Regions from separate parts of the Homo sapiens genome. Here all the other regions are linked to region 6. A link is a loop called in an ENCODE intact Hi-C map of the cell type or tissue named here. Cell type or tissue: heart right ventricle. All regions are shown on one strand.

The links. A loop is a pair of places that touch in the nucleus more often than their neighbours do. Peaks named below come from ENCODE experiments on the same cell type or tissue, not always from the same donor. Only the 100,000 strongest peaks of a DNase experiment are listed, where the experiment ranks them.
Region 1: it touches region 6 in a loop (10-fold over the local background); 78 of 110 quality-filtered maps call a loop at or near these places.
Region 2: it touches region 6 in a loop (2.9-fold over the local background); 76 of 110 quality-filtered maps call a loop at or near these places.
Region 3: a loop joins it to region 6, with 5 times the contacts of the local background. A loop is called at or near these places in 53 of 110 quality-filtered maps.
Region 4: it touches region 6 in a loop (8-fold over the local background); 81 of 110 quality-filtered maps call a loop at or near these places.
Region 5: it touches region 6 in a loop (3-fold over the local background); 48 of 110 quality-filtered maps call a loop at or near these places.

The regions. Positions count from the first base shown.
Region 1 is chr13:21,477,413-21,481,412 of GRCh38, reverse strand. No RefSeq gene overlaps it. Among named protein-coding and RNA genes, the nearest start is that of ZDHHC20, 20 kb to the right of the region's middle. In heart right ventricle, a CTCF peak has its summit at 2,282 (motif pointing right); no DNase peak of the experiment used is centred here; H3K4me3 peaks cover 723 bases.
Region 2 is chr13:21,123,124-21,127,123 of GRCh38, reverse strand. No RefSeq gene overlaps it. Among named protein-coding and RNA genes, the nearest start is that of SAP18, 15 kb to the left of the region's middle. In heart right ventricle, no CTCF peak of the experiment used is centred here; no DNase peak of the experiment used is centred here.
Region 3 is chr13:21,179,344-21,183,343 of GRCh38, reverse strand. No RefSeq gene overlaps it. Among named protein-coding and RNA genes, the nearest start is that of MRPL57, 4.7 kb to the right of the region's middle. In heart right ventricle, a CTCF peak has its summit at 2,439 (motif pointing right); a DNase peak (open chromatin) is centred at 2,429.
Region 4 is chr13:21,131,705-21,135,704 of GRCh38, reverse strand. No RefSeq gene overlaps it. Among named protein-coding and RNA genes, the nearest start is that of SAP18, 6.4 kb to the left of the region's middle. In heart right ventricle, a CTCF peak has its summit at 1,664 (motif pointing right); no DNase peak of the experiment used is centred here.
Region 5 is chr13:21,060,142-21,064,141 of GRCh38, reverse strand. It overlaps LATS2 (large tumor suppressor kinase 2), which reads left to right and starts at 2,556. Exons shown (of 8, transcript NM_014572.3): 1 at 2,556-2,796. RefSeq lists silencers at 2,342-3,141, 3,282-3,691 and an enhancer at 3,197-4,000. In heart right ventricle, CTCF peaks have their summits at 2,421 and 3,569; DNase peaks (open chromatin) are centred at 2,551, 3,271 and 3,696; H3K4me3 peaks cover 2,079 bases; H3K27ac peaks cover 2,594 bases.
Region 6 is chr13:20,942,090-20,946,089 of GRCh38, reverse strand. It overlaps LINC00367 (long intergenic non-protein coding RNA 367), which reads left to right. Exons shown (of 6, transcript NR_104058.1): 3 at 3,490-3,748; 4 at 3,845-3,949. Among named protein-coding and RNA genes, the nearest start is that of LINC00367, 5.3 kb to the left of the region's middle. RefSeq lists an enhancer at 2,020-2,596. In heart right ventricle, a CTCF peak has its summit at 2,361 (motif pointing left); DNase peaks (open chromatin) are centred at 2 and 2,349; H3K4me3 peaks cover 94 bases; H3K27ac peaks cover 469 bases; H3K27me3 peaks cover 85 bases.

The sequences.
Region 1 (4,000 bases), 540 kb before region 6:
GTTCTGATTTTACGGTCTCCGAGCAACCTTCTGATAATCTGGTTTCCATATCATCTGCTTACAGGGAAGGAATACTCTTTGGTACTCGAATCTTTCCTGGCCAAGCTGGGACCTTGATACAGGTTTCTCCATATGTAATCATTAGGACTCTTGGACAGAAACAACAGAAAGTCATCTCGAAATGGGTTAGACAAAAGAGGAGTTGATAGGAAAGGTCTACAGGAGTGTCACAGGGTCAAACCTGGGGAGGTCAGGGGAGCAGCTGGGACGTAGGAAAACTCCAACTGAGGACCTGAAGCCCTCGGAACTCTCACCAGGCTTTTCTCTACTTCGATCTGGGTAGCAATTTCATTCTCTTTTACTGCATGTACACCAGAGAAATTCTAACTATGCTCTCCCTAAGAGTCAAAAATCTCTGGGAAAGGGGCTGATTGGCTGCCCTGTCTGAACCAGGTTCTATTCCAGACCAATCCACTGCAGCCAGGAGGGCAGGGTCTATACCAACACGGCAGCTGCCATGTCCCTGCACTGTTGGAGGGCAGCAGGGAAGGAACATATTCTTTCTTTCTTTTTTTTTTTTTTTTTTTTGAGACAGAGTCTCGCTTTGTTGCCCAGGCTGGAGGCTGGAGTGCAGTGGCGCAATCTCGGCTCACAGCAACCTCCGCCTACCGGGTTCACGCCACTCTCCTGCCTCAGCCTCCGGAGTAGCTGGGACTACAGGCGCCCGCCACTACGCCCGGCTAAATGTTTTTTGTATTTTTAGTAGAGACGGCGTTTCACCGCGTTAGCCAGGACGGTCTCGAACTCCTGACCTAGTGATCCACCCGCCTCAGCCTCCCAAAGTGCTGGGATTACAGGCGTGAGCCACCCCGCCCGGCCGGAAGGAACATTTTCTAAAAGATGGGCGTGACTACTCCCAGACGGCAGCAAGGGTGCTGGGCGGACACAGTGGATTGTTACTCTAAGCTGTGCCATTCTGTAGGCTAAGACCAGCTTAGGAGACTCCAGGGGACCGCAGGGCAAATTACACTCAACACTAGAGGATCAGGGTGAAAGTCACAGGAGAATCTTCTTTTTTTTTTTTTTTTAGACAGAGTCTTCCTCAGGCTGGAGTATGCAGTGGCATGATCTTGGCTCACTGCAACCTCTGCCTCCCAGGTTCAAGCGATTCTTGTGCCTCAGCCTACTACCAAGTAGCTGGGACTATAGGCGTGCACCACCACAACCAGCTAATTTTTGTATTTTTAGAAGAGACGGGGTTTTGCCATGTTGGCCAAGTTGGTCTCAAACTCCTGACCTCAAGTGACCCACAAACCTCAGCCTCCCAAAGTGCTGGGTGGGACTACAGACATGAGCCACCACGGCCAACCAGGAGAACTTTCAAATTGGCTGCCTGGCTCCAAGACTTTGACATACTTATCCCTTTATAGCCAATACATTTGACAGCATGCGATAAATTAAGAGCTATGTACACGGTTTTAATTCAATTCATAATATTTTGCTTTTTCTCTCCCTGGGGCATGTTTTACTTTTATTGTGGGCCAAGAGGTAAGACAGTAGGGATTTAAGTAAGCAGAGAGGAGTCGTCTAGACCCTCAGCTGCCAGCCTTTTGAGTCCTGGGTTTTCATTTTCTGATCCCATAAGTGATATTTCTGCCACCCCTCACCTCTGCCCCAGTGATGTATAAGCAAGGGAAGGAGAAGAAAGGAGAAAAAGCAGCGCCCACGTTGCCAGGTTCATGCCTTAAACAGTTCTCTAGATTCCAATGTCTCTGCCAACATCATGCCAAAGAAGATCCAACATCAAGTGCACATGTTGAACAGCTGAACCTAACTCAAGCCAGTTAGGGAGAGAAGTTTCCATGCTCAGAGGAGGCATCCCCTGTGATTTGTTTAACTTCACATTTTCTCACCTCTGCCTTGGAAGTGACAGGTGTTTAATTCTAAATTGTAACAGTTAATGGACTTTTAAAGACATTTTCCTGATATTTTTCTGAGGGAGTACAAGACAGACTTCAAAGTCAGAGTTCCATGCAGATAAGCACACAGATCCGTAGACAGAGGCGGTAGAGGAAAAGTGAGTCACTAAGTTTTCTTTAATGGAAACTGCATATCTTCAAAAGCTGGAGTGCAAACTGACACTAATACCACATCGATGCCATAGAATGAATGAGACAAAATGATGAAATGCAGGGAGAAAACTCGTATTGAGAAAAATTAAAAGAATCCTGCAAATCACTTGTGGCGTTACAGTTGATTTAAAGTGAAAGCATTCAATACAAATGTTCCACAAGGTGGCAGCCTTGCTTTTCCAAAAAATTTTTATCTGCCTTGCATACACCAAGCATTACTTTCCTTTCCTTTCCCTCCCTCCCTCCCTCTGTTCCTTCCTTCCTTTTTCTTTCTTTCTTTCTTTCCTTCTTTTTCTTTCTTTCTTTCCTTCTTTCTTTCTTACTCTCACTCTCTCTTCATTCCTTTCTTTGTCGTCCCTTCCTTTCTCTCTTTTTTTTTTTTTTTGAGACAAAGTCTCACTCTGTCACCCAGGCTGGAGTGCAGTGGCACCATCTAGGTTCGCTGCAACCTCTGCCTCCCAGTTAAAGCGATTCTCCTGACTTAGCCTCCTGAGTAGATGGGATTACAGGCACCTGCCACCACGCCCAGCTAATTTTTGTATTTTTATTAGAGATGGGGTTTCACCATGTTGGCCAGGCTGGTCTTGAACTCCTGACCTCAAGTGATCCTCCCACCTTGGCCTGCCAAAGTGCTAGGATTACAGGCGTGAGCCACCTCACCCGGCCTTTTTTTTTTTTTTTTTTTTTTTTTTGGCAGGGCCTTGCTCCACCCAGGCTGGAGTGAAGTTGAGGGTTCCTCAAACTCCTGGGCCCAAGCGATCCTTCCACCTCATCCTCCCAAGTAGCTGGGATTAGGGGCATGCACCACTACACCCAGCTAATTTTTAAAACTATTCTGTAGAGACGGGGTTCTTGCTATTTTGCCCAGGCTGGTCTCGAACTCCTGGCTTGAATCTATCCTCCCGCTTCGGCCTCCCAAAGTGCTAGGATTACAGGGTGAGACACTGCACCCGGCCCACACATGATCTTTTTTTTTTTTTTTTTTTGAGACAGAGTCTCTCGCTCTGTCACCCAGGCTGGAGTGCAATGGCGCGATCTCAGCTCACTGCAACCTCCACCTCCTGGGTTCAAGAGATTCTCCTGCCTCAGCCTCCCGAGTAGCTGGGATTACAGGCACTAGCCACCACACCCAGCTAATTTTTTGTATTTTTAGTAGAGATGGGGTTTCACCATGTTGGCCAGGATGGTCTTGATCTCCTGACCTCGTGATCCGCCTGCCTTGGCCTCCCAAAGTGCTGGGATTACAGGCGTGAGCCACCATGCCCAGCCCACACATGATCTTTAACAGAAAAACTAACCATATAATAAAGAAGATATACAGAAAATTACAGAATATCTCAGAGATGACTTGCTTAATGAAGGAGAAACATTGTGGGAGGCTTTGAACTGACATGCCTCAGCTAAATATTGACCAACTCAGAGAAATTAGTGCTTTACCACATTTACCATTAGCACTTGCTGTTTGTGTTTGCTTACATTCGGCAAGGAAGGAAATTAATGTTTGGAATCTCTATGCAACATCTTGTTACTAGCCAGGTTATCTCTTCAGTATCATCAATGTCAAATCTTTATTGAAGCCTGCTCTATTCAAAGCATTCTGCTAGGTGCTAGTCTTCTTTCTAGGAGAGTTCTCTTGCCAAGAGGATGAAATGGGAGAAAACAGTGTGCTTATAGTACTTACCACACCTAGACTTATATAATATTTAAACATTCAATAGTGGGTGAAAATATATTAATAACTCCTTTATGCTTTGCAGAATGTCATGCGAGCTCTTCCCCAAAATTTTATGATCCAAAAAGAATTAAAGGAATGTTCACAGTAGCATCATTTCAAATAAAAATTCAGAAACAACATAAATATCTAGCAC
Region 2 (4,000 bases), 180 kb before region 6:
AAGGCCAGAGATGTGGGCAGGGGCCAGGTCACCTATCTGAGACCATGACAGGAGTTTGAATTTTATTTTAATTAGAATAAGAGTCATAGCAGTTGGGATTCTTCTTGCAAACATGGAAGGACTCTGGCCAATTTAAGAAAAGGAATGGACTGAAAAAGCAGCTCATAGAACCACCAAGAAGGCTGATCGATTAGGCTTAGAAAAACACACAACCACTCTGTGAGGTTGGGCAGTCAGCAAAACAGGCAGAATCACCTCCCAGAGCTGGTGCAGAGGGCATGCCCCAACCAGAGTGACTATGTTGCCCAGGCTGGTCTGGAACTCCTGGGCTCAAGTGATCCTCCTGCCTTGCCCTCCCAAACTGCTGGGACTACAGGTGTGAGCCACTGTATGGGGCTTCACTCACATTCTTGACAGCCAGATTCAAGTTCTGAAGAATATTTATTTTAATCAACTTTCAAAACTCTTAAGTCCTGATCAACGAAAAGGGAGAAAAAGCAAATAAGTAGGCATGTATTGTATGTGGAAGGTATTTCAAAATGGCCAGCCAGGAGAGAAGACAGTAACTCTAGTGCACACACCATTTCACTCAGGGAAAGTCACAAAAGTCAGCCACAACCCCAGGCTATGAAAGGAGTCAAGGTGGCTGTTACAGGCCAGGTGAACACAACTTTAAATGGCATCAGTTCAAGACCATTACATTGTGGGACTGGAAATAGTTACTAGATTATTTCTGGGAGTAGTAGAAGTAGTGAAGTAGCAATATGAAAACAGTTGAGATGTCCGCCTTATTTAACCCTTAAACCAGAGGTTTTCAATTGTGGCTGCATATTAGAAGCACCTGGGAATCTTAAAACAACAATAACAACAAACAACGGAAACCAACACCTCCAGGGAAAGCCCAGGACCTCAGCTGTTTCGAGGGCTCCCTGGGGTTGGGAATCATTCCCAAAGCTTGGTGCTCACTGACTTGGGAAGGCGAGAGGTTTGAAATTCAAGCAGCCAGGAAATTTCTGTGCAAGGCCTGCCAATGCTTTGGACATCTCTTCATTATTTACAGTTCTGAGTTCAAAGAATTTTTAAGACTTAAAAATTACCAGATCCACACGAGGTCAGGAGATCAAGACCATCCTGGCTCACATGGTGAAACCCCGTCTCTACTAAAAAAATACAAAAAATTAGCTGGGCGTGGTGGCGGGCGCCTGTAGTCCCAGCTACTTGGGAGGCTGAGGCAGGAGAATGGTGTGAACCCGGGAGGCAGAGCTTGCAGTGAGCTGAGATGGCGCCACTGCACTCCAGCCTGGGTGGCAGAGCAAGACTCCATCTCAAAAAAAAAAAAAAAAAAAATTACCGGATCCAAATTTTTGCTTGATCTATTCTGGTGGGTAGTATCACAAGCCTTTATTTTGTTGTTGTTGTTGTTGTTTTACAAATTTACATTTTAATTGCCTTTATTTATTTATTTGAGACGGAGTTTTGCTCTTGTTGCCCAGGCTGGAGTGCAGTGGCTCAATCCTGGCTCACTGCAACCTCTGCCTCCCAGGTTCAAGCGATTATCCTGACTCAGCCTCCCGAGTAGCTGGGACTACAGGCACACACCACCACACCTGGCTAATTTTTGTATTTTTAGTAGAGACAGGGTTTCACCATGTTGTCTAGGCTGGTCTTGAACTCCTGACCTCAGGTGATCCGCCCACCTCGGCCTCTCAAAGTGCTGGGATTACAGGCATGAGCCACTGTGTCCAGCCTGCCTGTCTTTACAAAGAAAAAATAATTAAGCCTTGAGAATTTGTAATAGTTATATTTTTCTTTGTAACCATAATCTTTAGGCTTTTAATAACATCTAGTTTGTAACTCAGCTTAATTTTTTTTCTCTGCTAAGGTATGATGGTAGGGTGTGTAACTGTAAATTTGTAATTTATACTGAGGGTATGAGTTGGGCATGGCAGGGAAGCCGCTGGGACCCTACAGTGGACTATTTGTCATTCTTCAGGACAAAGGGAATGACAGCAGCCAGCGCTTCCTGCCTTGTACTCACACACTGGAGTGTGCTGAAGCGTACTGAGGAGGCAGGGCCGTCTCAGATGCCCCATCCTGCTCCTGACTTCGCAAGCTGCCACTCTGGGCAGTGTGCCAGCACAGGGGGAGCAGACACAAGCTCAGTTGCTCAGCGAGTTATGTGGGCTTTGCAACCATTGGAAACTCCAGAAACCTTAGCTTCACAGCTTGGAGAAAAGGAAAGTTTTGGTTGTCAGCGTACTTAATGGTGGTCCTAAAAAGGCTGCCTGCAGAGAGCACATTTTAGTAGGATTGGGATGGGGCACACCTGGCCTGTGGACCAGGCCCTGAGAAATAGCCTGTCGGGGGGCGGGGGGGGGGGTCAGGAGATTCACAGAAAGAGTGAGTATAATGAAGAGAGCTGAATTCCTGATTAGAAAGAAGTTTTTTGTTGTTGTTGTTGTTTGGTTTTTGGTTTTTTTTGAGATGGAGTCTCGCTCTGTCGCCCAGGCTGGAGTGCAGTGGCGCTATCTCGGCTCACTGCAAGCTCCGCCTCCTGGGTTCACGCCATTCTCCTGCCTCAGCCTCCCGAGTAGCTGGGACTACAGGCGCCCGCCACCATGCCCGGCTAATTTTTCTTTTCTTTTTTTTTTTTTTTTTGTATTTTTAGTAGAGACAGGGTTTCACCGTGGTCTCGATCTCCTGACCTCGTGATCCTCCCGCCTCGGCCTTCCAAAGTGCTGGGATTACAGGCGTGAGCCACCGCGCCCGGCCAGGTTTCTAATGGAGTGTGCTAGACATTAGGGAGCTTTCTCTCCCTCTTTTTATCTTCAGCCACGGTTTATCTCCACTGCCTTCCTCGGAATCCTAGAACTGCATTTCCCAGACCCTCTTGCCTCCAGGGTTCCAGGATTTACATTCTGCCAAGGACCAAGTTTAGGTACTCCTGCATTATTTGAAAGACAAAGGGATGCCGAGGCCGCAAGCAGGGGGCATGTGGGGACCTCAGCACACCTGAGGCCTTGCAGCCACCTCCAGGCACCCGCTGCGAGGCTGCCCCTCCCTGTTGGGCGTTTGAGCATCATGGAGGTTTCTGACCAGGGAACAGGGGGCAGCAATTTCCTAGGTCCCCGTCCCATAGCTGTCATGATGAACCTGGAAACTAACACCTTACTTTCCTGGATTTTTTCATGCTACTTAGCATCTTTCTTCATGCTGTTTTGACAAACTTCCCTGGATTTTTGCTCCTTTAGACCTGCCAGCAGTTTTTACAGTATCTGATTCCGTAATTTAAATCCCTTTCTGCTTAAAATATCTAGAATGGTTTGTTTTTCCAATTGAACACTGCGTGTTTGGTGCCAGAAGTGGCCCCAGGAAACAACTCTCAAATGTGGGTGTCTCAGTCTGTTCAGGCTGCTGTAGCAAAACAGCTTAGACTGCGTAATTTATACACAACAGAATGTCTTGCTCACAGTTCTGGAGGTGGGGAAGTCCAAGATCAAGGAGCCAGGTATTCAGTGTCTGGTGAGGGCCCGTTCCTCTTAGATGGCACCTTCTATGTGTCCTCACATGGCAGAAGGGCAAAAAAGGGCAAACAATAGCCAGGCATGGTGGTGGGTGCCTGTAATCCCAGCTACTCGGGAGGCTGAGGTCTGAGAATTGCTTCAACCCGGGAGGTGAGGTTGCAGTGAGCTGAGATCACGCCACTGCATTCCAGCCGGGTGACAGAGGGAGACAGAGGGAGAGCCAGGTGCAGTGGCTCACTCCTGTAATCCCAGCACTTTGGGAGGTCGAGGCAGACGGATCACCTGAGGTCGGGAGTTCAAGACCAGCCTGACCAACATGGAGGAACCCCGTCTCTACTAAAAATACAAAATTAGCTGGGGGTTGTGGCACATGCCTGTAATCCCAGCTACTCAGGAGGCTGAGGCAGGAGAATCACTTGAACCCAGGAGGCAGAGGTTGCAGTGAGCCGAGATTGCACAATTGCATTCCAGCCTGG
Region 3 (4,000 bases), 240 kb before region 6:
CATTGGTCTATACATCTGTTTTGGTACCATTACCAATGCATTTCTTTTTTTTCTTTCTTTCCTTTTTAAAGAGATGGGGTCTTGTTCTGTTGCCCAGGCTGTTGTGCGATGGTACAGTCACAGTTCACTGCAGCTTCAAACTCCTGGGCTCAAGCAATCCTCCTGCCTAGGCCTCCCAAGTAGGCAGGATCACAGGAGCACCACTACGCTTGGCTTCATCGTGTTTTTCATTATTCCACTAATTAAAAATTTTCAATGGCTCCCCATTACTGATACAGTTTTATAAAAGTTTTTATAAAGTTTTATAAAAGTTTATAAAACTTCTTATAGTGTCATGCAAGATCTTTTGTGTTCTAGTCCCTGCCTACTTCTTCAGCCTTTTCTCTCTTTTCTTCCCCATTCTCAAATATCCTATCCTCTAACAATACTAAAATACTATCAACTTCTTAAACAATCACAAGATCGTTCCCTCTGCCTGTAATTCCTGCCACCCACTTGCTGGCAAGGCAAACTATGAATTTGCTTAAGGATCACCTCTTATGAAGCTTTTCCTGACCGCTCAGGCAAGGTTGAGAAATGGCACTTTCCCTCACTCAACAATTGGATAAAACAGAGCCCCAGGACATCTATTACAGATATAAGACAGGGACTGTGCATAACGCCCAGGTTGGCAATGATGTATTTTGTTACATGTGTGATTATGAACATCTCTGGGTGGCCAATTAGCCTCTGTTGACAAAAAAGATCAAGAACTATGATGACTATGATGGTAACAGTTATAGGTTTTCAAAGAGAAAAGTTACATGTTTCAAGGCCGGGCATGGTGGCTCATGCCTATAATCCCAGCACTTTGGGAGGCCGAGGCAGGCGGATCACGAGGTCAGGAGATCGAGACCATCCTGGCTAACACGGCGAAACCCTGTCTCTACTAAAAATACAAAAAATTAGCCGGGCGTGGTGGCGGGTGCCTGTAGTTCCAGCTACTTGGGAAGCTGAGGCAGGAGAATGGTGTGAATCCGAGAGGCGGAGGTTGCAGTGAGCCCAGACCACACCACTGCACTCCAGCCTGGGTGACAGAGCAAGACTCTGTCTCAAAAAAAAAAAGAAAAAAAAGAAAAAAAAGAAAAGTTACATGTTTCTACAACATTGCCTTGGCCAATGGCTGTATTTTATTTGTAGCACCTAGTGTGCTGTGTTAAAATGACTATGGTCTTTAGTAAGCCTAGTCCTACATTATACATTTACTGTTTATGGGAATGTTGCTGACATTTCTGAGCTTCAGTTTCACATCTGTAGTGTGGGGATATCTATGTTACAAGATTGTTTTAAAACTTAAAGATAATTGTACATTACAATGCCTATCTTTTCATTTGTTGCCTTCAATTTCTTCATACTCACAGTTTTATTTTGGCATCCTTTTGCTTCTCAAATGTCCTCTGAGATTCAAGTTAACCATTACCGTTTTACAAATTCCAAATTCAAAGGTTTCTGACTCATACATAGATTAGAGCAATAGTAATAGCAATGCTTAAGCAGGTCCCCCTGGCAATCTTTCTCCACCTTTCTCCTCAACAGTATCAGCAGCCACTATTTCCAGGTATGAAAAGTTCAGAGATAATATTATAATCATTTATTAATTAATTTATTTTTTGAAACAGTGTCTCGCTCTGTCACCCAGGCTGGAGTGCAATGGCACAATCTTGTCTCACTGCAACCTTCACCTCCTGGGTTCAAACAATTCTCCTGCCTCAGCCTCCTGAGTAGCTGGGACTACAGGTGTGCGCCACTACACCTGGCTAACTTTTCTACTTTTAGTAGAGATGGGGTTTCACCATGTTGGTCAGGTTGGACTCGAACTCCTGGCCTCAAGTTATCCATCTGCCTCGGTCTCTCAAAATGCTGGGTTTACAGGCGCGAGCCACCTTGCCTGTTCAGAGATATTAAATTGCCCATATGCACCACAGACATTTCTGTGAGCAATGAAAAGAATTCAACAAGTATTTATATACTAACAAGAATATGACACATTAATAAGATAGTTAACTTGGTTAAGCAACTGTGAAACACTTATTACACTTCAGGCACTTTGTTAAAAGATAACAAATAATTTTTTCTTTTTGAGTCTTGCTCTGTCACCCAGGCTGCAGCGCAACGGCTCAATCTCTGCTCACTGCAACCTCCGTCTCCCAGGTTCAAGCAATTCTCCTGCCTCAGCCTCCAGAGTAGCTAGTACTAGAGGTGCACGCCACCACGCCCAGCTAATTTTTGTATTTTTAGTAGAGCCAGGGTTTCGCCATGTTGGCCAGGCTGGTCTCGAACGCCTGACCTCAGGTGATCCACCTGGTTCGGCTTCCCTAAGTGCTGGGATAACAGGTGTGAGCCATTGTGCCCAGCATGAATAATCATTTTTAAAAACCTAATGTGTCGGCTGGGCACATGATGGCGCCACTGCACTCCAGCCTGGGTGACACAGCGAGACTTGATCTCAAAAAAAAAAAAAAAAAACAATGTGTCTTCACCATAGCCTATACAAATTGCAGATATTAAAATGTGAATGGGAGCTGGGCATGGTGGCTCATGCCTGTAATCCCAGCACTTTGGGAGGCCAAGGCAGGCGGATGGCTTGAGCCCAGGAATTGGGGACCAGCCTGGGCAACATGGCGAAAACTTGTCTCTACAAAAAAATACAAAAATCAATTGAGCATGGAGGTTGAGGTTGCAGTGAGGCAAGATGGCACCACTGCAATCCAGCCTGAGCAACAGAGCAAGACCCTGTCTCAAAAAAAAAAAAAAAAAAAGTGAATCATCTAACAAAACACAGTAATTTTTGTTAATGAGGAAAAACATTTAATGCTGGCAAATAAGACTCCCACTCTCATACATTAGTCTTGAAATTTTGCACTACCTTTCTGGAAAGCCATTTGTTATCAGAATATTTAAATGTTACAGTTACAGCTTTCGGCTCTAAATTCTATTTATCTATCTCAATACATTTTTGATTCATTTCATTTTAGAGATAGGGTCTCACTATGTTGCCCAGGCTGGTCTCACACTCTTGGCATCAAGCAATCCTCCTACCTCAGCCTCCCGAAGTGCTGGGGTTTCAGGCTGAGCCACCATACACAGCAAAAAAAAAAATTGAGACATTGTTCTGTTCCCCAGCCAGGAATGTAGTGGCACAATCATAGCTCACTGCAGCCTCAAGCTCCTGGGCTCAATATCTCAATATATTTTCAAAAAGCGTATGTATAAGGAGACTAAAAGAAAAAAAAATGAAGATTATCTCGTTAATGGGAAATAGTGAATAATGGGATTGAATTTTTTTTTCTATATATTTAACAGTCAACAAGATTTCTTTTTTGGCGGGGGTTAATCCATCGCTGCAAGCATTTATCCTTTCTTTGTGTTACAAACAATCCAATTGTAGTATTTTAGCTATTTTTTTCTTGAGACAGGGTCTTACTCTGTGGCCCAGGCTGGAGTGTCGTGGCACAACCACAGCTCACTGCAGCCTCAACCTCCCCAGCTCAAGCCATCCTTCTGCCTCAGTCTCCCAAGCAGCTAGGACTACAGGTGCACACCATGGGCCTGGCCAATTTTTTGATTTTTTGTAGAGTTCTCACTATGTTGCCCAAGCTGGTCTCCAATTCTTAGGCTTCCCAAAGTGTTGGGATTGCAAACGTTAGCCAGTGTGCCAGGCCATCTTTCAGCTATTTATTTTTATTTTTTTGAGATGGAGTCTTGCTCTGTCACCAGGCTGGAGTGCAGTGGCACAATCTCAGCTCACTGCAATCTCCAACTCCCTGGTTCAAGTGATTCTCCTCCTGCCTCAGCCTCCCGAGTAGCTGGAATTAAAGGCATGTGCCACCATGCCCAGCTAGTTTTTCTATTTTTTAGTAGAGATGGGGTTTCACCATATTGGCCAGGATGGTCCCGATCTCCCGACCTCGTGATCCGCCTGCCTAGACCTCCCAAAGTGCTGGGATTACAGGCGTGAGCC
Region 4 (4,000 bases), 190 kb before region 6:
GTTGTCTGCTCTCAAACCCTGTCTCCTGATACGATGTTATCAATGACAATGCGAGCCTGAAACTTCATTAGCAATTTTAATTTCGCCCTGGTCCTGTGGTCCTGTGATCTCGCCCTGCCTCCATTTGCCTTGTGATATCTTATTACCTTGGGAAGCATGTGATCTCTGTGACCCACACCCTATTCGTACACTCCCTCCCCTTTTGAAAATCACTAATAAAAACTTGCTGGTTTTGTGGCTCAGGAGGCATCACGGAAGCTGCCGACATGTGATGTCTCCCCCGGATGCCCAGCTTTAAAATTTCTCTGTTTTGTACTCTGTCCCTTTATTTCTCAGACCAGCCGACACTTAGGGAAAATAGAAAAGAACCTACGTGAAATATTGGGGGTGAATTTCGGCCCGATATCTCGCTGAATTTTCCCCCGATACATGCCCAGCTAATTTGTGTATTTTTAGTAGAGACAGGGTTTCACCATGTTGGCCAGGATGGTCTCAATCTCCTGACCTCGTGATCCGCTCACCTCAGCCTCCCAAAGTGCTGGGATTACAGGCGTGAGCCACCGTGCCCAGCCTTCTTTTTTAAAAAAGTAGAAGAAGCAAGTCACAGAACACATACGATAGGGTTCAATTTATGCAGTTTATTCAATTTGGGGGGAAAATAGGAACCCCTCACCTAAAAATACTGTTTAGGGAAACAAACATGAGTAGTAAAACTATAAAGAGAAGCAGGGGGAAATAAACACTAAATTCAGTTTAGTGTTACCTCTGAGGGTAAGCTTGGGTGATGCAATTTATGAAGGGCATCCACAGCTTCTAAGATACTGGTAATATACTCTTTCTCACTAGGAGGAGTGTGTTTTTTATTCTTTACATTGTAGCTGTACATCTTAGAAACTCTTTTGTATGTGTGATTTAGATTACTCTTTTAAAATAGTTATTTACTTACTTACTTTTGAGACAGGGTCTGGCTCCGCTGCCCAGGCTGGAATGCATTGGCATAATCTCAATCTCAGCTCACTGCAGCCTCCGCCTCCTGGACTCAAGCAATCCTCCCACCTCAGCCTCCCATGTGGCTGGGACCACAGGCCACACCACCATGCCTGGCTAATGTTTTCTAGAAACGGGGTTTTGCCATGTTGCCTAACTTGTCTCAAACTCCTGGGCTCGGCAGGGTGTGGTGGCTCATGCCTATAATCCCAGCATTTTGGGAGGCTGAGGCGGGCAGATCATGAGTTCAGGAGATGGAGACAATCTTGGCTAACACAGTGAAACCCTGTCTCTACTAAAAATACAAAAAATTAGCCGGGCGTGGTAGTGGGCACTTATAGTCCCGGCTACTCGGGAGGCTTAGGTGAGACTCCGTCTAAAAAAAAAAAAAAAAAATTCCTGGCCTCAAGCAATTCACCGCCTTGGCCTCCCAAAGTGCTGAGGTTACAAGTGTGACTAACCACACCCAGCCATAAAAAATTTATTTTTTCATTGTGCCTAGAATAGGCATGCATGCAGAGTTGCATGCAGGCAATGTTTGTTTTTTCAAAAAGATATTTAAATTTTCTCCCCAGTTCTATGATTCTAGTATATCTTTTTTTTTAAAATTTTATTTTTCTGAATAAAGAAGAATTCTAGGATGATTCTAGTATTATATCTTTTTCAAAACCTCCATAATATAATAATACAGACACATGAGGGCACTCTAATCAATCCATTAAAGGGAAAACATTGAAACTATGAAAATGAAGAACTTCACAACCTTTTATTGGTGATACTGGGGAGGGTTCATTTCTTAGATATAAGCTCTCATTTTGGGACCTTTCCAAATAACCAGCTCTCATCAAAATGAAACTTTCCGACATCTTGAGGCAGTAGAAGTGCATCTATATTTTAGAATACTTGGAATACTTTTTCAGCAGCCCTCATTCTACCTACATGGACTTGTAAAACCAGCTCTGAGTTGCTCCTGAAATTGTAATATTTAAGGGTATGCATCTTTCCTTTCTTTTTAGAATTTACGTGGACAAGTATTACACTTCTAAGTAATATACCCAAGGGAATTGAAAGCAGGGACTCAGGTATTTGTGCACTAGTGTTCATAGCAGTATTATTCACAGTAGCCAAAAGGTAGAAACAATCTGAATGTCCATCAACAGATGGAAAGATACACATAGAATGGAATATTCAGCTTTCAAAAGGAATAAAATTCTGACACGTTACAACGTGGGTGAACCTAGAAAACATTATGCTAAGTGAAATACGCCAGACACAAAAGAACAAACATTGTGTGATTTCATTTATAAGAGGCACATAGAATGAACAGGCAAATTCATAGGCAGAAAGTAAAAGAGAGGCTGCCAGCGGCTGGTGGGTACGTGGGGACTGGGAAGTTATTGCTTAATGGGTACAGAGTTTCTTTTTGAGATGATGAAAAAATTCTGGATATGGATGGTGGGAATGGTTGCACAACATAGTGAACATACTTCAAGTCACTGAATTGTACACCAAAAAATTGTTAAAATGATAACATTTATGTTACATACATTTTATCACAATTTTAAAAATTAAAAAAAGTGAACATCTGAAGTATGTGAAAAATAAGTCATCAGACTCTCTCCACTCTTCTTTTTCTACTCTCTCTCTTTTGTGTGTCCTAGCATTATGAATCTAGGAAAAGGCAGATTCTCCGAATTAAAATCAGAAATATGTAATGAGGAGTTCTAAAGAATATGCCTCAGTCAATCACTGCAACTCCATGGCATTCTCTGCTGTTAATATGAAGAAGAATGACCTTTTAATGGCAGGGAAATAAGTGAACACTATACAAAATTTGTTTCTGGAGAAGATTTAATGAAATGTATTATCCATAGAACTATCTGGTTGTTTATAAAAGTTGTGGATTATAAATTTGAATCTCTAGGGGATTATTAATGCTTTTCAAATTCCTCTCATGACACTCTTTCCTTCAGGTGTATCTGTAGGCGACAAGGGGTACAGCATTTATAAGCACAATATTTACTGGGCTCTGTTTCCCAAAGGGTTGTATGTGAACAGTCTCAGTAAAGCATCTACTTGTTACCAAGAGTAAAGGCTGGGCGCAAAGGCTCACACCTGTAATCCCAGCACTTTGGGAGGCTGAGGCAGGAATATCACTTGAGTCCAGGAGTTCAAGACCAGCCTGAGCAACATTATCAAGACCCCTGTCTCTTAAAAAAAAAAAAAAATTAGCTGGGGTGGGACGTGCCTGTAGTCCCAGGTACTCAGGAAGCTGGAGGTGGGAGGTTTGTATGAGCCCAGGAGGTCAAGGCTGCAGTGAGCCGTGATTGTGTATAACTGTACAACTCTTTTGCTTAGACAACAGAGTGAGACCCTGTCTCAAAAAAGGAGTCGAAAAAATATATAAATTTCCATAACAATCCTAGAAGAATTAAGCTTACAGATAGTACAATTACTACTTAGACTGTACATTTCTTCTCTCTTTCGGTTTTTGAGACAGAGTCTCACTCTCTTGCCCAGGCTGGAGTGCAGTGGCCACCTGGGCTCACTGCAACCTTCACCTCCACACTTCAAGTGATTCTCCTGCCTCAGCCTCCCAAGTAGCTGGCATTACAGGCGCATGCCACCACACCTGGCTAATTTTTATAATTTTTAGTAGAGACGGAGTTTCACCATGTTGGCTAGGCTGGTCTCAAACTCCTGACCTCAGGTGATCCTGCCACCTTCACCCCCAATGTGCTGGGATTACAGGCATGAGCCATGTCACCTGGCCTTCTTATTTATTTATTTATTTTAAGAAAGAAAGTGTCTCACTTTGTCTCCCAGGCTGGAGGGCAGTGGCATGATCACAGCTCATTGCAGCCTCCAGCTCCTGGGCTCAAGGGATCCTCCCTCCTCAGCTTCATGAGCAGCTTGTACTACAGGCATGAGCCACCACATCCAGCTCATTTTTTAATACTTTGTAGAGATTGAGTCTTGCTAGGTTGCCCAGAATGGTCTTGAGCTCTTGGCC
Region 5 (4,000 bases), 120 kb before region 6:
AATAAACACAAATCGTTAATCACAACATTCTTCCATGTGAGCGTGTCAGCTTTCCCAACCAAGCCCCTATCTTGGAAACTTGTTTCCAATTTGTCTGTATTCATATATATATATAAAATTTAAAATTTTTAATGTTTTTTAAAAAAGGCACAAAGAATAGTATAGCACACATTATTGAACCCAACCTCCCAGAACCAACAACTTTTAAGATTTTGAGTTTTATTTCCGTTTTTTAAATAAAAGAAAGCATTGTAAAGTTGAAGTCTTCATTTTTTTTCTCTGCTCAATTTCCCTCCTTCCCTCTAATATAAACAACAGCTGTCATGAATTTGGTGTGTGTGATATTGCATTCTATGTCTATACTTATATAAAGTATGTGATCATTTTAGGTTCTGTGGGATTTTGATTATTTATAAATATGGTATCACAGTGTATATATATAGTTCTGCAACTTGCTTTTTTTCACTCCACAGTGCTTTTGAATTCTTTCTACCATCATTTATCCTTTACAACTACAGAGCTAGTTCATTAACTTAGCTACTGTGTATATTCCATCATTTGGATATCTACCTTTCATTTTCCTACCCCTTGACTGGACATTTGGGGTTTTTCTCAATTTTTCACTACTGCAAACAATGCTGAAATGATCATTGTAACTGCAACATTTTTATTAGGTATTTTATGCACAAATTTTAAGGTCCATTAAATCTATTTTATAATATTTTTCATTCCACAAGTGTTTTAAAAATTATTTTTACATCTTTGAAGGCAGAGCAGGAGCAGGATCTTTAAACACACAACAAAAAAAGATTAGCAGCCATGTGGCTTGGGGTTGGGGTGGAGAAAGTATAGTCAGCTTAAGAGTGAAAAGAAGGCCAAGCATGGTGGTGTGCGCCTGTGTTCCCAGCTACCCTAGAGGCTGAGGCAGGAGGATGGCTTGAGCTCAGGAGTTCAAGGCTGATGTGGGCTGCAGTAAGTTATGATTGTGCCACTGCACTCCAGCGTGGGCAATGGAGTGAGACTCTGTCTCTAAGAAAAAAAGGAAAAAATGTGGAAAAGTACATAGGTAATGCCAGTAGGGCTCAATTGCAGAATATTGGCTGGAGACTTATTTTGCTCCCAGTACTGTGCAAGATATCTGGGTAGCATACAGGATACTATCGAAAAATTAAATTGAATTCTAAGCTGCACGATGATGGTTTCTTTTTTTTTTTTTTGCACACTTCTGCTGGCAGGAAGGGATTACGGTTTGATTATCAGAGCCCAAAGAAGAGAGAAAACAGAGATCTGAGAAGATTCCCTGGAAGAGCTGAGGCCTTAAGAGATTGAAAGAGAGGGAGGGGAGGAGGATGAACCAGGGACTGAAGGCTGGGTGAGACTGTCAAAATAGTGCACAGATAATGACCTTTACTACTGTTTCCCATGAGAGTAAAATTTAAAAATTTCACAAGAGTTTGTCAATTAAAGAGGAAATCGAGTTGACTTTAAACACTATATTGACCCTCAGCATCACTTGCCACAGATATAGGTGGTAGGAAGTATGATGTTAGGAGAGCCAGAAGTAGACTGAGGATTTGGCTTCCAGTCTATTATTTCTACTGTGAATCTTTGCACCATCCCTGCTTCTGTCCCTGTACCAGATCCACAGTCCTCAAATGGATAGTGAAGCTGTTCAAAACCCACGACCTCACTTGCTGGTATATACGGTACTATACTATTCCCTACACCATAAAATACTTCTCAGAAAGAAAATATACATGGGGAGGGGAGGTTGATTAAATTAAATCAGGTTAAATTTGGGTGTGCATCAGACGTTCTTTTTTTTTTTTTTTTGAGACGGAGTTTTGCTCTTCTTGCCTAGGCTGGAGTGCAATGATGCGATCTCAGGTCACCGCAACCTCCGCCTCCCGGGTTCCAGTGATTCTCTTGCCTCAGCCTCCCGAAGAGCTGGGATTACAGGCATGAGCCACCACGCCTGGCTAATTTTGTATTTTTAATAGAGACGGGGGTTTCTCCAAGTTGGTCAGGCTGGTCTCGAACTCCCGACCTCAGGTGATCCACCCGCCTAGACCTCTCAAAGTGCTGGGATTACAGGCGTGAGCCACCGCTTCTGGCAAACGTCCTTCTTAATTGTTTGATTCCACTGTCCCAATAGCCGTCTGTCCTTTTCTGCCCCTATTTTTAGTGTCCAGCCACTAGTTGGTAACTTGGTGGCTCCTTCAGGCCTGCTAACTTTTTTTTTTCTTTCACCAAGACTGGTATGAGATACTTAAGAATAGTGGCTTTAACGACAGTTACCAACTTTTAATACAAATGCAGTCGAGAGGGCAAATACTCAAGTTTGGGGGCAGATAGCAGCCAGTCAAATAGGTCCGAGAGGCCCTGGCGAGCTACCGCAGGCCAGCAGGGAGGCCGTGGGCAGGTGGCGGTCGAGGCCGGAGGCAGGAAGCACGGCCGGGCGGGGCTGGGCGGAGCGGCCGCGGAGGAGCAGGGGCCGCAGGCGCCCCGCCCGGACTGGTATGCGGCCGAGAGTGACGCGGGAGGCGGGGTCACGTGACGCCCGTGGAATGCCAACAATGTAGCGAATGTCCCACTTGGGTCTGCGCTTTGGAACCGCGGCGTGAGCGCCCCGGGAAGATGGAGCAGTCGCCGTCCACGCCACCGCCGCCGCCCGGGGCTCCCCCGTCCCTGCGGGGCCAGCAGCAGCTCCAGCCACCAGTGCCCGGTCTCCCGGCGCGAGAGGCCCGGGAGCCGCCGGCCAGGACGCCCCCGAGGGTGTAGACCGCGCCCCTGGAGGTGAGGGGGCTGGGAGCTGGGGTCGGGGCGGCAGCTCGGAGGGTGGCGAGAGTTTCCGCGAAGCGGTCGAGCCCTGCGGCTCCGCGCACCTACTGTGGTGCCGAGGCTCCGGGAAGGGCGCCCGGCGGGGCGGCCGAGGAAGTTTGTCCGGACGGAGCCCTGCGCCCTGCCCCCACGGTCCGCGCCCGCCCGGAGCCGCCCCCGCCCGGCGGCTCGTAGTCCAGGCCGTACGGAGCCCGCGGAGCCGGTTCCAGAGGAGCCGGGGAAGTTGGAGGCCGGCGTCGGGCGGGGGCAGCGGGGCTGCGCCGCTTTGTTGTGCGGCGACCGGGGCGGCCGGGATCCCGGCGGGGCAGGGGCGGCGCGGGCCGGGGGCGGTGTCCTAGACCCGAAAGGCCGTAGCGCCGGGCGCGCCTCTGCTTCCGCTGTCTCCGGGGGATCGGCTTTTCACTAGACGCCCGGCCGGGCGCCCCTGACAGCCTCGGGACCCCCGGTCCGGCGGCGCAGCGGTCCCACGGATCCGGGGCCATCCTCCCGGCCGCGCCATCGTCCCACGGGCCAATCAGTCCTTCAGAGCCCGCCCTGTTGGCCCCCGCCGGCCGCCCCGTCGTCCCGCGAGCCGACGGACCCACGGCGGTGCCGCAGTCGAGGCCGCGCCGCCCCTCAGCCCCCGGTGGCTGCGCCGCCTCACCCACTGCCGCGCGGTTCCCACCCCGTTCCCCGCGGCCGCGCCGCCGGCTCACGGGCCAGTCAGCCCCTCAGAGGCCACCGGACCCTGGGGGCGCCGTTCCTCCCGGGCTGCGGGCGGCCAGGCCCTGCTCGGCGTCTCCCGGCCGGCTGCCGCGCCAACTCTGCGAGTTTGCTCACGGTCTTGGCGGGACGCGGCCCGAGGCGCAGGAGCGCTTTCGTGGCCACGCGAACGGCGGCCGTTGCATAACACGCCATTCCCGTGCCCTAGTTTAGCGACGTGTGGGGGGTTTGGCTTTCTCTTCTGATGTAAGCTCACCTGCGCTTAGCTCCCCAGCCGGACTCTGGAGATGGGGATTCTGACATCATTCACATCTTGCCATCACATCCTTCAGCCCAACTCCAGAACTTCTGGGGAGCTTTCCCTCGGGGATGGAGTGCGGCCTGGAGCAAACCCGTTTGTGAAATGCAAGTCTCCAGTGTCCCGAGGGTTGGGAACGGGGGGCGAGGCGAGGAATGG
Region 6 (4,000 bases):
CTCTCCACCGTTTCTCCATCCCCCCGGGGTTCCTCTAGCACGTGCTGAGCCCGCATCCTCCAGGCTAGCTCTCGTGGTGGGTGCCTGAGTGAAGAGAGCATTTCCCCTTTCTCAACAAAAGTAGTACAAAAGACGTCAAATCCAGGATGTTGTGGTTCAAATTTTAAATCTGCCACTTGGTTCTATATTCGGCAAAATCCTATTATTATCTGTGTTTTTTATTTTTATTGAGACAAGAGTCTTGCTCTGTAGCCCAGGCTGGAGTGCAGTGGCGCTATCTCGGCTCACTGCAAGCTCCGCGTCCCGGGTTCATGCCATTCTCCTGCCTCAGCCTCCCGAGTAGTTGGGACTACAGGCGCCCGCTACCACTCCCGGCTAATTTTTTCTATTTTTACTAGAGACCAGGTTTCACCTGCGTTAGCCAGGATGGTCTCGATCTCCTGACCTTGTGATCCACACGCCTCAGCCTTCCAAAGTACTGGGATTACAAGCGTGAGCCACCGCGCCCGGCCTATCTGTGTTTATTTTACGAGGTTTTGAGGATCCTGTTAAAGGGCTCAGCATTCTCAGTTCGGTTCTACAAATGTTTAATGAACACCTAATATATGACTGGCACTATCCAAGAAGAGATATCTTCTCTCCCTTCCTCTGTTCCTTCATTAAATATATTTTGTGTACCTGCTGTGTGCCAGACACTGTACTGTGTATTGGGGATACCCGTGAAGAAGGTGGACATGCTTCCTTCTGCCCAGGACTCACAGGAGGGGAAAGCATTTAGAAAATTATAATACAATAGTCTCAAAGGTATGATGGAGAAGTGGAGGAAGCTGCTGCTGGAGCACCCAGGAGAGGACGCGATCCAGACTGGGGAGGTCATGGAAGGCAGCCCAGCGGAAGTGATGCCTACCTGAAACCTACTATTAGGCAGCAGAGGCCGGAGAAGGGGCACACATGGTGTGGGGGATGTCGCCATATGTCTGGAGCTTCACAGTGCCTGAAGAAGATTTGAGGCTGGAGGCACAGGCAGGGCCCAGGTAGCGAAGGGCCGTATGAGTCTTATTAAGGAAACTGGGCAAGATTAACCAAGTTGGTTATCTGTTGCTTGCAACTAAAGAACTCAACCAGACTGAAATAGAATCACAGAATCGTGTATTTCGAGTCTCGCAAGGAACTCCAGAGACAATCTGATTTGGAAACAAACCTCTGGACAGTTAAGGATTATCAGCCCTCTCTTGTAAGTGGGGTGGATCACTCAGGTTAGGAAACAGAAGTAACCCCACAGTGTCACAGTGAATATGTGCTAGAGTGAAAACACCCACACCTCCTGTCTCTCAGGGTGGAGGGGCGCATTCCCCACCACCTCTTTGTTTATCCCACGTGGTATCTAGTATAACACCTTGCTTTGAGAGAGAACCATTTTAGTAGAGATAATAATACCCAATTTAAGCATATCAGTTAAAAACAATGAGAAGGAAAAAGCTACATTAAGCTGGTAAGAGAGTAAAGGTGCCATATAGTACTTCTTCCAGTATTCAGACCAACTCTTTTAGATTTTTTTTACCAACCTCCTATGTTAAATATACTTTTTTTTTTTTTGAGACGGAGTCTCACTCTTTCGCCCAGGCTGGAGTGCGGTGGAGCAATCTCGACTCACTGCAACCTCCGCCTCCCGAGTTCAAGCAATTCTCTGCCTCAGCCTCCTGAGCAGCTGGGATTACAGGTACCTGCTGCCATGCCCGGCTAATTTTTGTATTTTTAGTGGAGAAGGGGGTTTCACCATCTTGGCTGTGCTGGTCTCGAACTCCTGACCTCGTGTTAGACCCGCCTCGGCCTCCCAAAGTGCTGGGATTACAGGCGTGAGCCACCACGCACTGCCAGTTCTATTCTTTCTTAACTTCCCTTTTCCTTGAAATAATCCTCCCCTTACCCAACTGACTCTTTTCTCCTCTTTTTTTTTTTTTTTTTTTTTTTTTGTTGTTGTTGTTGAGATGGAGTCTTCCTCTGTCGCCCAGGCTGGAGTGCAGTGGCATGATCTCGGCTCACTGCTACCCCTGCCTTTGAGGTTCAAGCAGCTCTCCTGCCTCAGCCTCCCAAGTAGCTGGGATTACACGTGCCCGCCATTATGCCCGGCTAATTTTTGTATTTTTAGTAGAGACGGAGTTTTGCCAGGTTGGCCAGGCTGGTCTCAAACTCCTGACCTCAGTTGATCCGCCTGCGTCGGCCTCCCACAACTGACTCTTTTCTTATGTTGAACAAAATAAAGTTTCCCTGAGTGCCCTGAGCAGCTAGGGCGCCATCAAGGAATGAAGCGTCCTGAATGGATCCTTCTAGAAAAGGCTGGGGGTGGGAGCCACCTGGTGGCCAAAGCTGTGCAGACCACAGCTGTGTAATGAGGCAAGTTGGTTTAAAAAAGGAACAGGCTGCAGAGCCGAAGTATTTGTCAAAGTAATAAAAACGTTTAAATGAGTCATTTGGTTTATAGCAACTCCTAGGAAACGCTTTTCCAAACAATTTAGTCTGTTGAGCGCACACAGTACTGGTTTCCGCTAGAGTCTTGTTCATGTAATTGAGAAATTCGCAACTTAGACTTGAGCAGCAGTTCTCAAAGTGTGGTCTGTGGACTTCAGGGACACACGAAGTCCCCCTTTTCAATTGTATACCTGGGGGGTGCTGGACTTCCCCATCTACTTCAAACAAAACATATGGTAACAGGTCAAATGTGGAAGCAGAAATAAAAACTCCACCATCTGCGACCGGATGCGATGGCTCACGCCTGTAATCTCAGCATTTTGGGAGGCCGAGGTGGGCAGATCACTCGAGGTCAGGAGTTCAAGAGCAGCCTGGCCAACATGGTGAAACCCCGTCTCGACGAAAAATACAAAAAATTAGCTGGGCATGGTGGCGCACGCCTATAAATCCCAGCTACTCGGAAGCCTGAGGCGCGAGAATCGCATGAACCCGGGAGGCAGAGGTCGCAGTGAGCTGAGATTGCACCACTGCACTCCAGTCTGGGCAACAGAGCGAGACAATGTCTCAAAAAAAAAAAAAAAGAGAATTCCACTATCTGATATTAAACCCGCTATTCAAGAGGTTTGCAAAATGTAAACCAATGCCACTGATGCCACTAACTGTTATTTTGGGAAATATAGTTATTTTGCATAAAACACATTATTTGTGTTAACATGTAATTGGTTTATAATGGCCACTTTTCCATCTATAAATATTCTTTATTTTTTTCCATTTTAATTTTTAATATGATAAATATTGATAGATAGATAGATATGGATATAGATATACCTCCTTTCTGTCCCCTCACTTCATATATATGAATTTGTCTGAAGTTCTCAATAATTTTTAAGAGTATAAAGGGATCCTAAGCTCAAAAAGTTCTAGAACCACTGGACTAGAGCAATGTGTCAGCTGAGCATTAAAAACAGTACAGAATTTGACATTCCCCTGGAGGGGTTACTGTGTGATGATTTGAATCAGGTACACTTGCAGATGTGTTTCCATCAACCTCTGTATTGAAGGCCCAGTTATCTCTACTTACCTTGTTGCTCGTGTAAACACCTCTTAAGTACCACTCCAAATCTTTGGACACCGTTGGACGCTTACTCCACCCTGCTGCCACTGCAGAAACCAGCTGTCTGTGGACACTGCCAGCTCCATGTGGCATCCCAAATGGCACCCACCTCACAGGACCCCTGGCCCCTATGCTTGAGAAACCCACAATAAGTCAGAGAAAAAAGTAAGTGCAGAGAAATTGAAGCTTGTGGGGCGAATCTTCAACCAATGAGCTTAGGAGCAAACAGATAACGTTTTTTTCCTCTCCTACCTGACACAGTGTGCTGAGATCCAGGCCCCTCCAGAAACAGTCCCAGAAGCCCAAACAATCAGTTGTCAGATGCCCAATGGTGACCAGCTCCTCAGCCCAAAACTCTAGCACTCCGTAAGTTAAGGCTATGCATAGTTTACCATTTCACCATATTCTCAGCATCTA